2 separate regions of the Homo sapiens genome follow, and region 2 is linked to region 1. Evidence: read pairs that join two places in POLR2A ChIA-PET (ENCODE). Cell type or tissue: HepG2. All regions are shown on one strand. Region 1 overlaps ZFR2 (zinc finger RNA binding protein 2). Region 2 overlaps NMRK2 (nicotinamide riboside kinase 2).

What was found. Peaks named below come from ENCODE experiments on the same cell type or tissue, not always from the same donor. Only the 100,000 strongest peaks of a DNase experiment are listed, where the experiment ranks them.
Region 2: POLR2A ChIA-PET joins it to region 1 with 11 read pairs; 2 of 35 experiments call an interaction of 5 or more read pairs at or near these places.

The regions. Positions count from the first base shown.
Region 1 is chr19:3,854,032-3,856,531 of GRCh38, reverse strand. The region is part of intron 1 of ZFR2 (zinc finger RNA binding protein 2); the gene reads left to right. Among named protein-coding and RNA genes, the nearest start is that of ZFR2, 14 kb to the left of the region's middle. In HepG2, no CTCF peak of the experiment used is centred here; a DNase peak (open chromatin) is centred at 1,051; H3K4me3 peaks cover 450 bases.
Region 2 is chr19:3,933,475-3,935,974 of GRCh38, reverse strand. NMRK2 (nicotinamide riboside kinase 2) reads right to left here. Exons shown (of 8, transcript NM_170678.3): 2 at 2,278-2,500. The coding sequence starts at 2,303. Among named protein-coding and RNA genes, the nearest start is that of NMRK2, 1.7 kb to the right of the region's middle. In HepG2, no CTCF peak of the experiment used is centred here; no DNase peak of the experiment used is centred here; H3K27me3 peaks cover 573 bases.

The DNA.
Region 1 (2,500 bases):
TTTGGGGTGGTGGAAACATTCTGAAATTAGGTAGAGGTGATGTTTGCACAGCCTTGTAAATGTACTAGATGCCACCGAACCGTGCACTTTAAAGGGGGGATGTTACAGTGTGGACTATATCTCAATCTTAAAAAAATATTAACTATCGATGACACCCAGTTTCTGACTCCAGCGCAGGCCTCTCCCTGGAGCTCTAGTCTCGGCCCCTGCATACAGCGGCCCATGCAGCATGCTCTGTGGATGTCTGACTGGCATCTCAGGCTGATCATATCCAAGTCCAAGCGCCTGCACGCTTCTCCAAAACCCCTTCATCCTGCTGGCTTCCCCGCGGCAGGCAGGGCCGCCGGCAGTCCTTCGTGCAGATCCCAAAATGGGAAGCCAGGCTGGCCTCCTTTCCTTCTTCTGACCTTGAGCGCACGCCCCTGCACGCGCACCGCCTCCACCGCGCACCAGCCTGCCTCGTCTGTATTTTGGACCTTCACGCTTCCTTCTGCTCTCGCCCCCATTTCCATCCGCGCACAGCGCCAAAGAGGCCCCATCACAACGTAGCCCATGTCCCTCCTCCGCTGGAAACCCCCGTGGGGTCTCAGGGGACAAGCTGGAGCCCCTACGATGGCCTGTGACATCCATCATGGTGTCCTCTGCCCCCTGTTCCACACCCTTTATTCTCTGACCCCATCTCCCCTCATTCCTTCCGCTCTAGTCACGCTGCCTTCTGGACCAATCCAGGTTCCGGGCACTTCACCCTCAGGCCCTTCCCATGCAATTCCCTCTGCTCAAATGCGCTGCCCTGTTTCCCCAACTTTGTGTCTTCACCCTCCTCCTCACCCACCAGGCCCGCCATGACCAGCCCGTGAGAAAGTGCAACCCCCTGCTCACACCCCCTTGCCGCGTCCTTCCCGGCGGCATGAGAACCATCAGATCGCGTTGAATTATTTTGCTGACCCCGTGTCTCCCTGGACTATCGCGCAGCACCCTCCTGGAGGACGGGACTTTGGTCTGGTTATTCCCCGCTGCTGTGACAGCGCCCATGACAGCAGCTGGTCCCCACTAGCACCCAGGAAGTATTTATCCAATGACTCAATGAATCTGCCGCCGGATCGCCCGGGACTGCTTTCACTTTCTGTCAGGTATTTTGTACACACAGAATTTCTCATAGTGCAACCCGCAAAAGCAATATCATCTTTAAAATGGTGCCTCAGAAGGCCTCTAATGACTTTTTTTTTCAGCTTAGCCAGAAGATGGCCTCCTTTGTTCTGAAAATGCAAATGATTTTCCATGCTAAGTTGGGATTTAAAGTAGAAGTAAAAAATTCACATTAAAAAAAGAAAAACTTGGCTGGGCACGTTGGCTTATGCCAGTAATCCCAGCACTTTGGGAGGCCAAGGGTGGAGGATTGCTTGAGCCCAGGAGTTCGAGACCAGCCTGGGCGACATAGTGAGACCCCATCTCTACCAAAAATTTAAAAAATTAGCTGGGCACAGTGGCTCACATCTGTAATCCCAGCACTTTGGGAGGCTGAGGCAGGAAGATTGCTTGAGGCCAGCAGTTCAAGACCAGCCTGGGCAACAAAGCAAGGCCCTGACTTTACAAAAAATTTAAAAATTATCTGGGTGTGGTGGTGCACACCTGTAGTCTCAGCTACTTGGGATGCTGAGGTGGATCACTTGAGCCCAGGAGTTAGAGGCTGCAGTGAGCTATGATTGCATCACTGTACTCTAGCCAGGGTGACAGAGCGAGACCCTGTCTCTTAAAACAAAAAACCTCTTAATGATGTAGTTTAGAAGAACTCTTGTTTTCTGCCCAACTCTTTTTCTCTGCAAGAATGTAAAAGGGCTACTTCCTGTCCTGTGAGTTTATTGCAGAGTTTACGGGCACATGCTCTACATCAAGACCCCTGCCCTAACCATCTAGTGTCATCTATGTCAGCCTCTGAGTGGTTTCTCTCTGGGATGTAGGAATCTGAGCTCTGACCATGTTTGGAATAATCGACTTTTGGTTTTGGTCCGGAGATGATGTGTTCACATGATCGCTGGTCTCAGCTACCACAGGTGTCTCTGAATCAGACTCTGCAGATGGCTGTGAAGCGCCTGTTATGTGGTAGTTGCTAGAAAAGCCTAGAAAGAACAAGACTTTTTTTTTAGACAGTCTCGCTCTGTCACCCAGCCTGGAGTGCAGTGGTGCGATCTCAACTCACTGCAGCTTCCGCCTCCTAGGTTCAAGCAATTCTCCTACCTCAGCCTCCGGAGTAGCTGGGGATTATACAAGCCTGCTACCATGCCTGGCTCATTTTTTTTGTATTTTTATAGAGATGGGGTTTCACCATGTTGGCCAGGCTGGTCTTGAACCCTGACCTCAAGTGATCTGCCCACCTCGGCCTCCCAAAGTGCTGGGATTACAGGCGTAGGCCACTGTGCCCTGCCTGTGTCAGGGCACAGTGGTTTTTTTGAGACAGGGTCTCGCTCTGTTGCCCAGGCTGGAGTGCAGTGGTGTGATCAAA
Region 2 (2,500 bases), 79 kb before region 1:
CCTCCCAAAGTGCTGGGATTACAGGTGTGAGCCCGGCCCACCTATGTTTACAGATAAGGAAATTGATTTAGTCTCAGCAGGGCTTAAAAAAATAAAACAGCACCGGCCATGCACGGTGGCTCATGCCTGTAATCCCAGCACTTTGGGAGGCCGAAGCAGGTGGATCGCTTGAGCTCAGGACTAGCCTGGGCAACATAGTAAGACCCCATCTTAACAAAAAATTAAAAACTAGCCAGGTGTGGTGGTGCATGCCTGTAGTCCTAGCTACTTGGGAGGCTGAGATGGGAGGATCGCCTGAGCCTGGGAGTTCGAGGCTGCAGTGAGCTGTGATCACCTCACTGCAGTTCAGTCTGGGTGAGAGTGAAACCCTGTCTTTAAATAAATAAATAAATACATAAATAGATAATATAAACAATTTTAGCTGGTCGTGGTGGGTCATGCCTGTAATCTCAGCACTTTGGGAGGCAGAGGCAGGCAGATCACCTGAGGTCAGGAGTTTGCGATCAGACTGGCCAACCTGGTGAAACCCTGTCTCTAGTAAAAATACAAAAATTAGCTGGGCGTAGTGGTGGGTGCCTATAATCCAAGCTACTAGGGAGGCTGAGGCAAGATAATCGCTTGAACTCAGGAGTCAGAGGTTGCAGTGAGCTGAGATTGTGCCACTCCACTCCAGCCTTGGTGACAGAACGAGATTTTGTCTCAAAAAAAAAAAAAAAAAAAAAAGACTGACGGAAAAAGAGGACACCTATATCATATCCAGAAGAGGCAGGTTAGAAAAATGCCTAATGTTGCTCAGGTGTGGTGGCTCCCACCTGTAATCCCAGCATTTGGAGAGGCTGAGGCAGGAGGATTACTTGATCCTGGGAGTTTCAGACCAGCCTAGGCAACATAGTGAGACTCCCATCTGTATTATAAAATTTAAAACCCAATTTTTAAAATGTAAGCCCCCAGGTATTAATAATTTTTTAAATAAAAATAAAAAGAAAGTGCCTGACATGAATCCAAGTTATTTTGTGCCCCGGGTGGGCTGTGACATTTGCAGCGCTGAGTGCAAAATGAAAATTCGAGGCTTCTTACTCGAAAAATATTAGGGGCAGGGCACGGTGGCTCACGCCTGTAATCCCAGCACTTTGGGAGGCTGAGACAGTTGGATCACTTGAGGTCAGGAGTTCGAGACCAGCCTGGCCAACATGGTGAAACCCCCCATCTCTACTAAAAACACAAAGTTTAGACAGGCATGTGGTTCACGCCTGTAATCCCAGCTACTTGGGAGGCTGAGGCAGGAGAATTGCTTGAACCCGGGAGGCGGAGCTTGCAGTGAGCCGAGATCACACCACTGCACTCCAGCCTGGGGCAACAGAGCAAGACTCTGTCTCAAACTACGACGGCAACAACAACACCCCCCCCCCAAAAAAAAAAACCCCAAAAAACAAAAAATATGAAATTCAAGAGGGAGTCCGGCTAGCATTAGACCAAGCTCCCGTCCCTTCTGAGGCGGGGGTGTGAGCCCCACAAAGCCAGCCGTGCTGGTTACAGAGAGTTTGAATCTCTTCTAGCCTGAGGTCGCCTGAGAGAGGCTCCAAAGGCACAGTCATGTGGAATGACATTTTGGGGACCCCATCCCACCTGCCCACGTGTCAGTCCCCGATTTAGCCAGGACAGCCACGAGGCGGGAGGAGGGTTCACTGGAGCTTTAGTTAATTTTCTGTCCCTACTGATTTTTTTTTTGAGACACAGCCTCACTCTGTCGCCCAGGCTGGAGTGAAGTGGCATGATCGCACTCACTGCAACCTCCATCTCCCGGATTCAAGCGATTCTCCCACCTCAGCCTCCCCAGTAGCTGGGATTACAGGTATGCACCACCGTGCCCAGCTAATTTTTGTATTTTTAGTAGAGACGGGGTTTCACCGTGTTGGCCAGGCTGGTCTCAAATTCCTGACCTCAGGTGATCCACCCGCCTCGGCCTCCCAAAGTGCCAGGATTCCAGGCCTGAGCCACCGTGTCTGGTCTATTTTTTTTTTATGCTGAGTATAATTGGAAGGTGGCGGGAATCATTTCCATTTAAAAAATGAAACACTGGGCTCAGTGTCCAGCCCCCCTTCCCACTGGGGACACCGAGACCCCCAGGGCAGAAAATCCTCCCTGCACTCTGACCTCGGGCGGCGTGTAGGTGACCTCAGGCGCCAGGCATCCCTCCATTCATTCCCGGGCCTCCCCCTCTGCGCGCACAGGGGGCTTTGCCCCGCAGGGCCGCCCACCAGGTCCCCCGGCGCTCACCCTCCGATGCCCACGATGAGCTTCATGCCGGTGCGGAGGGGCGGCGGGGACGACTTCCAAGGCAGCCCGGGTAGGGTGCGACCACGCAGTGCGCTCCGGAGTGCGTCCCGGCTTCATTGAGAAAACCTGGCGCCTTTATAGGTCTCGGCAGCCTGGAGGCCGCCCCGGGGGAGGCGGCCCCTGGGGATGGGGCGGAGGCGCCGGCACCTGTTCCCGCCGCCGA